Regions from separate parts of the Homo sapiens genome. Here region 1 is linked to region 2. A link is a contact called in ENCODE POLR2A ChIA-PET data. All regions are on one chromosome and are shown on one strand. Each heading gives the region's core, a stretch centred on a gene start or an enhancer-like site at or near the end of the contact. The rest is flanking DNA. Distances are from core to core; before and after follow the strand shown.

Region 1 (5,943 bases), core at 1,543-4,042, 1.5 Mb after region 2:
TTGTGTATCTAAATATGTGTAAACATGGAAAAGGTACAGTGAAAATACAGTATTTTAATCTCACCGGAACACCATTGTATATGTGGTCCATTATTGTTATGTGATGCGTTTATATACACCTACATGTGAATCTGGAAGGATGTACATCAAAATTGAATAGTAATAATCCCCAGCTGATTGTAATAAAGAATGATTTTTATTTTCCTTCTCACAGTTTTTTTATTTTCTAAACTTTTATGATGATCATATATTGCTTCTACAACTCCCATCCACCAAAAAACTATATCTATAGTGTACGTATATATATATATATATACACACACACACATATATTTGTGTATGTATATCTCCAGAAAAAGTATTTTCAAAAAGCAAAAGTTTATCATGTCCTGACCTTCAAGAAACCTTTAAAACTACTGATTTACTTAAGAACACAAAATAAGGTCTTAGTTTCCCTAGTGTGTGCCAAGTATTTGAGCTTTGATATTTTTGTGAGTTTTTAGTCACTGTGAACATGTGAAGCTTTCTAAAAGCTATGTAACTGCTGGTAGTTGGCTTTTGGGAAGAACAGATACATTAAGGTCCAATTTCTAAATGTTTTATTATAAAACAGTACCTTGAAAAGCTCTTCAGTATGATTATCGAGGGCTCAGTCTGTAGTGACCACATGGGTATCTATACTTGCCATCAACTGTCAGAACTAGTCTTCAATGTCAAAAAGAGTTATTTCTATTGATACAGACCACTACCTCCAAAAACCAGAGATTAAATTCTTCCTAAGAAATACCACTTCTCTTATTGATGATTAACAGTTCCACAAACTGTGGATTCCACATTTTCAAATACGTATCTCATCATAACTACAAAGAAAAAGCAAATAAATGAAGCCAATGTATCATTTTATGAGACCTCCCAACACTAATTGCTCCATTGTTCCCTGGCGCCCTTGTTATAAAAGTGGCTGCAACTATCTCATTTGCTGAGGCCACCACTGATGGCTGTTGCATTACCTTCTCCATGGCTAGACATAGCCAGTACCCAGCAACTTCCCTCTTGGGACTTTTTTCTGACCTGCCCCCCATTTAGAAACATATTCTTCTCTTGTACTGGTTTCATGCTGTTGAAGGAAAACATATCCTTTTTTTGTTTCACTATAGAAATAATAAACATAGCCCTCATCCACTTGGCAGAAACAAAAAAATGTTTACCTAACTATATAAAATGCCTCTGCTCAGGAATTTGAAATGTTCTTACAGAAAAGGGTGTTTCTCACAAAAAAAGTTTTTTGTTTATGTAATCCATTTGCTAGGACATGAAGACTCTTGGAACTTACAATATCATTTGATTAAAATTGTAATGAATGTCCCAGGTAAGAAGTATTATATCTTTAAATAATTTCACATTTATAAAAAAATAGAAAGAAAATGGAGTGTTGATCAGAAAATTTTAATTTAAAAAGTTATTAAAAGATGTTAAATAGATTAAAAATGGAAGACTATTTTTAAAGAATTCTATTTTATATTATTTATCCAAGAAGATTAGAAAGACTATTATTTGTATTTTATAATTCACTAGTTACATTAAACAATTTTTTTTTCAGTACCTAATATGCCAAAGAACTGAGTTGAGACAACAACAAAATGAAGCATACTTTCCTCCTTTGGAGCAGAGAGTAGATAGTATATTTTCCTGATTCTAAGACTTTGTGTTCCTGTTTGAACATGTCTCAAACCAGGATTGGTCTTTTAGTTAATGAATACATTTGAAAGAGTATTATTAATCATTCATGCATCTTACATTTGACTCCAGTCTTCTACTGTCCCTGATGATCTAGAAGCAGAAATCAGAAAGCCAATGCCACTTCATGCTATGGGGATGTTCCAAATCCTATCAGGGACAAAAGAATGGGTGAGCTAGGTCTTGAGAGAATCCTGCTCTGCATGAGTTATTTCTATGGCTGCTGCATTCTAAATGACTAAGCATTTCTGACCCTGAAGAACCTGGCATGTGTCCTTATGACCCCACGTGAGAGGATTATAGAGAAAGGCATTAATTTGACTGGGATATCAGGAAAGATTTAAAGATACTGGAGCTGTCAGATTATTTTTATAAAAGCATTGTTTTGCTTCCATTATTTCTTTGTTCAAAAAATATCAAATATCCAGCCTGAGCAACATAGTGAGACCCCTATCTCAACAAATAAATAAACAAATAAATAAATAAGCCTGGCATGATGTTGCATGCTTGTAGTCCCAGCTACTTGGGAGGCAGAGGCAAGAGGATTGCTTGAGCCTGAGAGGTTGAGGCTACAGTGAGCAATGATCATGCCACTGAGAACTGAATTTTTAATTATATTTAATTTTAATCAATTAAATTTAAATTTAAAAAGGGAAACTGATTTTCTATATTGCTGCATATTTGAATGATAACATTGTTTATATATTGGGTTAAATAAAATATTTTATTAAAATTTATTTCACCTCTTTCTCTTTAAGGTAGAGACTACAATATTTTTAATGATACATATGGTTTGCATTATGTTTTTCTTAGACAATGCTAGTCTAAGGACAATAAAAAAGCCTGCTTTTCTTGACATTCTACACTTCAAATAAAACATTCCCTTTCCTCCAGATTTCCTCCCTGTTATAAAAGACTTTTGGTTGCAAGTGACAGAAGTTTAATTCAAACTGGTTATAGAAAAAAGAAAGAATTTATTGGCTTAGTTAATGAAAACAAGCTGAAGAGGGATTCAGGCATAGTTGGAGTCACAGACTCTGATGATGTCATCAGAACCCTCTTCCTCTTCTCACTTTCCCTCAGGTCTGCTTTCCTCTCTGTTGGCTTCATTCTTTTACTGGTTTTCTCCTCACAGTAGTCCCCAGTTTTAGGCTTATATAATTCTTACAGCTAGCCAATCCCAGCAAAAGCAGAACTTAAAATTTCCATAAGTAAGTCTTATTGGCTGGCTTGAATTACACGCTCCTCTTTGAACCAATCACTGTGTCAAAGGAAAACAATTAAACTTATTTCCCAGACATTGGTCATATGCTTACACCAATGTTGGTGTAGGAGGAAATTGATGCCACTCACCTCACATGCAGTGATACCAAAGAAGGGCCTGTTCCTCAGAGGAAAATCGTGACAACTTGTCACCAGAAGAAAGAGAATCATTAATGGGTAGGAAAAAACACAGACACCCAAAAAAGCTGATTGTTCACACTAGAAGTTTTTTCTTCTTCTTCTTCGGAAGACATATAAGACGCCTGGTCAACATAATGAAACCCCATCTCTACTAAAATACAAAAATTAACCAGGCGTGGTGGTGGGCGCCTGTAATCCCAGCTACTCGGGAGGCTGAGGCAGGAAGATCGCTTGAACCCAGGAGGTGGAGGTTGCAGTTAGCCAAGGTCGCGCCATTGCACTCTAGCCTAGGCTACAAGAGTGAAACTCAATCTCAAAAAAAAAAAAAAAAAAAAAAAAGACACTGTTCCTTACAACACCCTCCATTTTCTGAAGCCCCTTTCTCTCTGGCTTCATCTGTTGTGCTCCTTCACCACCCCATTCCCAACCCTTCCAGTTTATGCCTCCCAAATAGGATACTACATGTAGCTCCGTGAATATGATTCTGTTTCTCTGACTTTCATGCCTTTTCCAATTTGTCCCCTCCCCTTTCAAACACCCATGAAGTCCTACTCATCCTCAAGTGTCAATTCAATCATTACACTTTCTGAGCCAATTCTTGATTTGGCTAGCCTAGGACATGTTCTGTAACTCTCCTTTGCGTTTCCCCTGAAACGGTACACCTTCTAGCAGATCAGTTTCCAATTCAAGTGTATAATTTAATTGTATGACGGGACTAATGTATATTTTTTTTAACCTTGCTTTTCCCCCTTTAGAACCTTGCTTTCTTGCTCAGGCTGGACCTGAACTCCTGGGTTCAAGTGATCCCCCTGCTTCAGCTTCCCGAGTAGCTAGGACTACAGGTACACACCACTGTGCCCAGCGAGGGCTAATGTAAATCTTGAGCAATGTCTGCTTGAAGTGGTATATTTTAAATGATCGATTTCATATAGTTTAATGAAGGGAGTATTTAGAGGTGTTGCCATGATTAGTAGTAAATGAGGTATGGCAGAGATGAGCAATGGTGGAAATTGCTAATTGGATTACCACCCCTAGACCTGAAAGGCAAGGAAGAATCATGATATTGGAACCTAGTAATAGCTAATAGCTGAGACTGAGAAAGACAGAGAGTAGCTGTGGCTGTAGGTGGAGGGATACAGACACTTCCAAAACCATGCCCTGGCAGCATAAAGGAGATACAAATAAGCACTCCAAATTCTCTCTTCTCTATATCATGCTGATCCATCCATTAGCCAAAGTTAGCTGGAATTTATTTGTATTCCCAGTCCCTATCATAACTCCCTACATATAGCAGATACAAAGTATTGAATGAATGACTCTCCATAAATCTCCTATATTCCTAGTTTTTTAAAGTTCATTTTTCTTAGTAAACACAATCAATGTAATATAAATGTACAACTAGATGTGATTTGTTAACCTTTGCTATGTTTTCAAATAAATATATTCAAAAATTAGAAGAATATTTTTGTCCAACTATTCATTCACAAATTAGGTTTGAAAATGCTCATCACCATCGTTCTCAGGAAACACGGTCTTCTTGGCCCTGTACCTATGATATTCAATTAATCCTCACAGTACCCCAGTGGAGTTAGTATTATCATCCACTTTTATATGTAAGGAAACTAAGGGTCAGAGATACTTGAAAATAATCAGACTATGCTATCCTCTTCAATTCTTTAACTGCATGTTAAAGAATTTAAATATTTAAATTTATGTTAAGATAAATATAAATATAAATGTTAACATAAATATTTATTTATTTATGTTAAAGAATGTTAAAATATTTAAGCCATTCTCTTAATAAGTAAAAAACAAAATCAGTGAACCAGAAATATTTCTGTCACCACTGAGCTATGAAAAGAGCAGTTGAAATATTGCTACTTCAGTAGTTTTAAAGTGGCCATGAAAATATACCTTGAGAAAGAAATAGTGGTTAAAACCATAAATATATTTATTTTATTTTACTTGAAATCTGTTTCCAGGGACATATGCACAGATGCTTATTTTCTTCTATGTGATAGGCGCATAATAGCAAAATTTACAAAAAAAGAAGAAAAAGAAGAAGAAAGCCGATTTAGGATTAAAATGGTAAATGCAAATGAAAATAATGGGAAATACGAAAACTTTAATATTTTTCTAATCTGCATGGTTTTTGAAATTTCTTTGGAAGGGTATTTTGAAAGTTCTAAATGCAAAATGTGATTATTACTATATTGTTACCTTTATCAAAATATCCTTTCATAAGAAAATAGTGCCCGAATTGTATTTAAAAAGAAGGTATTTTTGTGTATTAGATATATTAATCATAAACTATTTTTAATGCAATATATGATGTAACATGTTCATATATATTATAAACTCCTAACACATGTTTAAATGTATTTTTTCTTGCAATTATGTACTGCTTGGCACATAGAAGAAACTAACAATGTGTTGACTGAGTTTATTCCAAATGCTAGTAATAACTCAATAGCAATAAGCACTACTAAGGTTTAGATGGTGATCTCAAAAATCCCTGTCTACCAAAAGCAACGAAGGTTCTTTAGAGAAATGGGTGATTTCAGTTCTGGGGCAAGAAATACACAAAATGAACCTGGCTATCTTGTGCCAGAAATCAAAGACATTATCAGAGAATATTAGGGTCATCTCAAGAGGTTACCATAGCCAGCATGAAAAGCCCTAAAATGGAGGATGGGGAGAATGGACCATCACCAAAAAAGAAAAATTATTGCAATGCATTCAAACAGAATGTACTTATAATCCTACATATCAATAAAAAGCTGACAATTATGCAATAAAGAA
Region 2 (6,021 bases), core at 3,341-5,840:
TCATTCAGATATTAATTGGGTGCCTAGGTGCCAGGGACTTCATTGTCTCTATTACCCTGCAGGTTGTCAAGGGGAGGCAGGCGCTGAACAATAAAAAAAAATATGTAATCACAATTGTGGTGCCATGAAGGAAAAGAAATAGGGTGCACCGCAAGAGAATATTGAAGAGCTGTGATGCCAATGATTTTCATGTCAAAAGAGCCTCTGCCTATGTGTAGAATACATTGGAGCAGGCAGGAAGAAGGAGGACAAACAGTTAGGAGCCCCAACAGTGGTCCTGGCCCAGATGGTGGCAATGGAAATGGGGAATCAAGACTGGGAGCCACTTCCCTTAGTCATGGTAAAATGTTGGCTTGTACTTTAAGCTGTTTTGTAATTTTTTCCCTTTTACTCAATACAGAAGACACCATGTCATCATCACAGAAAATTCTAATCAGCAGTGTGGTTTGGGGCCAGTGTGTTTCCCTCTGTAGGTCTTACTTGTTTATTCTGTAAAATGGTAGTGGTGGTGGGTGTTGGTGTCAATGGGATCAAGGTTCTTTCTGCTTGTCATTTGAAGACTCCAAGACACATTAACGGTATTCACAAATAAGAGATTTTAAGCTTCAAATTAGAAGAAGGTTTAACAATATGGGGAATTAGATTTCTCCCTTTAAGCACTCTTGCCTCCCTTTCACAGGTCAGTGAAATTATAATCATACTTTCAAGCACAGCCTGCATGAATCAGGAAGGTTCAAGGCCACAGGCCTCTCAAGCCAGAGCCACAAAGCAAAACTGGTCTCTCTACCCAGGCACCACCCCTAGCTCTAAACCATGGGAATCTGAGAGGTAGCTGGAGCATGACTCACCTGCCAACACTGATAGACAGACACATGCTGGGCCACAGTGATACCAGAACCACCTCGTACAAAGGCTGGCAGGAATGATTTACATACCTCAACCTAACATTGAATAGCTTGATTGTCTCACAGAAATTAGTACTAAAGTAAAAACGTTTAGAAAATAAACCTTCAAATGTTGCAGATTAGGAAACTTAAGACCAGAGATGTCAACTGACCAAGTTAAGGTCACATTGCTGGCTATTTGGCAAGCCCCAAGAACCTGAATGAAGTTAGATACAAGGAGAATTTCTTCAGGAAAATTACTTTGGGTGGTATTGTAAAGGAGTTGCTTGATGCTGCTAAAAAAGACACTCAGCCATTAGTTTGGATGTGTCAGTTGAGGCCGAGGTTCTAGTTGGCAGAGTTCCAAGATAGTTGATGCTTCGGTGCCTCTTCTCCGAAGTATTTCCCATAATCCCCTGGACAGTTCCCTCTAAGAACTCCACTGTCTCAATCCTTTAAGTCTTCTGGATTCAGGGAAACCAAGACCAGTTCCTCCTTACAAGAACGCTGGGAACCCCTAATCTCAAGGTTGGTTGGTTTTTTGAAAAAAATTAAAAACGTAGAACAATGCAATTAATAATATACCATATACCCAGGTTCTAGGCACCCAGAATTAATGACTGTTAACATTTTCTCCCAAGGTATTTTGAGAACCCTTTTTTCTTTAGAATGACTCATGCGTCATAAGACACAGGCTTAATCTACCATCGTTTAATCGCCAGATTACCAAATTAGAATATTGAACTAGGACAGGAAAGATAAAATATTCTTATTTTATTTTTTAAAATATGGTACTTAAGTGGACCACGTGATGAGTTTTGACAAATGCCTATCATTACTTTTCTTTTTTTTTCTCACTTTTTTTAAAAGCAACAAGTCAAGGAATATACTCATCATGTTTTAAATTGCATTTGCAATTGGAACTGCATAAAAAGGCATTTTAATTTACATAATCTTTTTCTGCTGTTTTCACTTCCTGTTAAAACGGAATAACCTGGGGATTTTTATTTTCTGGTAGAAAATGCACAGTTTCAAGAAAGTCAAGAGTAAAGGTTAAGTTTACAGATTTCCAGTGACAGAGATGAAAGGGAACTACGTAACTCTGGAAAATAAAAGTTCAGAGTTGCGTTGCTTACAACTTTTTCATTTGTTAAGTTCTAGGAGCAAGTTTGAATGGGGAATCAAGAAGCCTGAATTATAGAACCAGTGCTGCCAGTAATGCACTGTGTGGCTGCTGGCCCATCACTTTACCTTTTTGGGCTAAAACTCTTTTTGTGCTTTTGGAATAACTTGTGTCCACTTTCTCCTTCTTTATGTCTTTTGTTTATAGGTTTGCGTTTTATGCACTGTTAACCAATCAGTCCTGATTCCTCTACCACACGTAGTAAGAGGGTAAGCCGTGGACATGAAGTGATGCTGCCAAGCTTGGCTAGTGTATGCACACTGCACCTTGCATGGGTGCCGTGAGGGCCCTGGAGGCCATATCTGGACTGGCTCTGGTCCTGAGGGTCAGAGTTCATCTGCTCCTGGATCCTAGTTTCACCTTCATAGGTTCCTCTGTATATGGACTTGAAATGTGACTTTCTTAGTGATAAGAGTTGTGGTTTTTATTCATTCACCACAGATGTTGTAAACCCCTACTTTTGTGTAGGGCACCGTTTTTCACTTTTACAGAAGAGGTTACTTTAGCAATTCTTTAAATGTCAGAGCCCTGTGCTGGCTAAAAACTCAACGCTGTATCTCACTTAAAAAACAAAATCAACTCCAAAGCCATCACCTCCATTTGGTAGTATGCTAATGAAATTGGGACACTGAGGGCTGGGTGTGGTGGCTCATGCCTTAATCCCAGCACTTTGGGAGGCCGAGGCAAGTGGATCACTTGAGGTCAGGAGTTCGAGACCAGTCTGGCCTCATCTCTACTAAAAATACAAAGATTAGCTGGGTGTGGTGGCATAGGCCTCTAGTCCCACTTACTTGGGAGGCTGAGGCAGGAGAATTGTTTGAACCTAGAGGCAGAGATTGCAGTGAGTGCCATTGCACTCCAGCCTCTGTCTCAAAAAAAAAAAAAAAAAAAAAGAAAGAAATTGGGACACTGAGGTAAGCAGCCTTCAATCCTTGCTGAGCATTTGGCCCTAATCCTCTAAATTCTTTTGAGAGTTTAGGGTTGGGACTGAGGGAGTGGGTCAGCTTGGATCAACGCCAGCACTCTGGATGTCAGCAGTGGCCAAGCGTCTTCCTTCTGACTCTGTAAAGCTGGAGCAATCCTCTTATTGCACAGGTACTGGCACTGTCAGATAGAAACGACAGCCCTGGGAGGAGACCTGCAGCACTGACAGTCAGTGGTTCAGACACATGAGCCCGGACCCCAGTGCTGTCATGGACCCGTGCCATGACCTTGGCCCAATGACTGTTTCCACAGTGGAAACAAACAGTGAAAGTTCCAACCCCAGATGTAGTGACGAAGGTTCATTGCACTTGCACACAGTAGATGCTCAATAAATACCCATTACTCAATTAGGGAAATGAAGCACAATATCCATTTTTGGAAAATATTTATTAAAAAACTAGTGAATGTGGCAGAAAAACAAAACCAACACACAGCTTTAAATAGCAAGCATATGACACACCGGTTATAAAGCTTTTCCAACTCTACTGATTTAGTCTTTCACACCAGCTACTGTTGAGGAGGGCTTCCGAGGGAAGCCACGTGTAAACGGGTCATCTGTACTAGTGGTGAGCAAAACTAATTACATGAGAACTATCAATGGCCATATGACTTGCTTTCCTAGGCAATCCACCCAAAACATAGGTGAGTGGCCAAATCTCAGGCGTGCGTTCATGTGGATCTATAGTTCTAGTTTTAATTTGAGGGTTGGGGGAAGTTAGGGGATGAAACAGTAGAAAGACAAACAGTATCGGCAGAGGGCAACCTTAAAGCACCTTTAAAATCTGGACCCTTTCCCACAATTTAACCCAGTAATTCTCAAACATTACTGTTGAAAAGAATCACCTGATGAGACTGTTAAATTGGCAGGCTCCCTAAATCTGCAATTTTAAGATAAGCACTCCGGGTGATTCAGTGTCTATTAGCCAGCCATCCAATTTCAGAAACACTGTTTAAAATGCATTAAAACAATTCCTACCTCCCACAAACAAAAGTAAAGGAATCTGCTGACAGTCACTGTGCTTTTGTCAATGTCAAGGGACCAATATGGGAAGGCAGGCAGGAAGGGGCCTCCCATTCCTAACACACTGATCTATAGAAGCCCTGTGCAACAGCCTGTCAAGTGTTGTTTAGGGAGTAAATACAATTCAATAAGAGTTGTTTTAGATCACAGAACAGCATCCAAATCACCAACAGGCCAACCCCATTCATCCCAGGTTAATGAACTTTGTTGGGTCGAAGCCAGATGGGACACTGCTGTTCAAACAAAACACGGGTAATTGTGGGTCCTGACTTGTGAAGACATATGGAATAAAACATCTATAAAAACCTTTATTAAACATAGAGCACTATGCCCAAATAATTTTGAAGGTTTACGAAAGTCACATCATGGACAACATGTAGAAATAGTAACATTGATTCCAAGGTTCCCATTATCTGCAAAAAGATGTGCTATGGCTGTGTCGAAAACAAGGCAGTCGCTGTTCATGATGGCCGCAGCCACACCGTCATGAATCGAACGGGGCGTGGCCTCCCAGGTCAATCTCCGCCGGTTCCCATTCAACTCCAGTCTGTAGGCAAAGTTCTCGGCTTGCTTGCGGGTGCCAATGAGCAGGACGATGGCAAAAAACTGCTGGTGGCCTTCGTACTTCTCTTGTTTCTCCAGCACCAGCATGAAGTGATGGCCAAAACATGACTGCATCATCACCCAGTCGACAGCCCCTGGCAAGTTAATGTCTGTAGCTAGAAAGACGATGTCTTCTCCCTGAAGGGTGGTAATGCTCTTGTGGGCGTGCATGAGATGGGACATCACAGCTTCCAGGGACCCCTGCCACTTGCAGGAAGCACCAGGACATGGGCAGGAGTAGGGACGGTATTCACATATGTCTTCATGTTCTGGTTTCTCCGTATGGTGCAGGGTCAGGGAACAGCCCGTGGTGGCATACTGCAAAGAAAGAAATGCATTGAGCCATTGGGCCTTCTCAAAACTTCTATTGCTTCAACCCTCTATGAGTACTTAACTACTCCATTTTCCTGGGCTTAAACTGTGTTCTTAACTACTTTTGCTCAAAGCAAGTGAAATATTCAAGACTAAAAGTCTCCGTCTCTATTCATCATCAATGCTGTCATGCATAAAATGAAGGGTATTTCCTGAACCAGAAATACGCTGTTTTCCATGCCCCCTGTTCCGCTGTCAAAGGGATCAGAACTAAAGTTCTCTTACTGTGCACATCTCAAAATTGTTGAGCAAGCCCTATAAAAGCTGGTCTTCCCCATATTTTCTGTGAAGCTGTTTTTTAAAGAATTCAATTGCTTGGGTGGTGGGGATGGGGTTGGGCAAGGAATATTATATTATCCCAAGATTAGTTTTCACATATAGACAATATTAACAACAGTATAATTCTGTCGTCCCCCTCCACTGCTTTCTGGCTCAAACTGGTGACTGGCAGGCAGGCCGTGGGGAAGGCTGCCCTTTGGTTCCTTGCTCTTTGCTGCTGGCATCACCAGGCTAGGGCAGCGGAGGCCTGGAGACCCCTTCATACAGCTAGAAATATTACCCCACTGCATCCTTTTGACCTTCCCTCTGGGGGGCTTTGCCCATATTTTTTGGGTGGAAGGAAATCACATCCAAGAGCTACTTAACTAACTCAGAAGACTACTGGTCAGTCTGGTTCTGGCCAGTAGAGGTTAACATGAGAAGGGCCTAACCCTCCTCTCAAAGCTTGCTGACCCCCAACACTTCCTCAGATTCAAGAGCACATCATTTCATGGTCAGGTATGTCAGGTCCTCACAACAGGCCCGGGAGGAAGCAGAACTAGACAAGTTTGCTGACATGATCAGTCTGCCCCTCAGACACTGCCTTAATAGGGTAGGAGAACAAAATCATTTTCTCCCTTGCACTTGGGATGACATTCCTAATGGATAAATCATACCTGCCGTGGCAAAAGACCACACCAAGAGGAACTGAACTT

The links. ChIA-PET counts read pairs that join two places held with the same protein, here RNA polymerase II (POLR2A).
Region 1: POLR2A ChIA-PET joins it to region 2 with 19 read pairs in activated CD4-positive, alpha-beta T cell. The contact joins two enhancer-like sites. POLR2A ChIA-PET finds 5 or more read pairs at or near these places in 2 of 52 experiments (activated CD4-positive, alpha-beta T cell and activated CD8-positive, alpha-beta T cell).

What each region holds. Positions count from the first base shown.
Region 1 is chr3:152,234,144-152,240,086 of GRCh38, forward strand. No RefSeq gene overlaps it. Among named protein-coding and RNA genes, the nearest start is that of LINC02917, 32 kb to the left of the region's middle. Within about 2 kb of position 2,793, at least 3 of the 41 ENCODE cell types and tissues checked have a DNase peak (open chromatin) inside an H3K27ac peak, as active enhancers do.
Region 2 is chr3:150,737,706-150,743,726 of GRCh38, forward strand. SIAH2 (siah E3 ubiquitin protein ligase 2) reads right to left here. Exons shown (of 2, transcript NM_005067.7): 2 at 3,420-4,993. The coding sequence ends at 4,436. LOC101928105 (a long non-coding RNA gene) reads right to left here and starts at 1,280. Exons shown (of 3, transcript NR_121657.1): 1 at 1,146-1,280. RefSeq lists a silencer at 3,162-3,241. Within about 2 kb of position 4,591, at least 5 of the 41 ENCODE cell types and tissues checked have a DNase peak (open chromatin) inside an H3K27ac peak, as active enhancers do.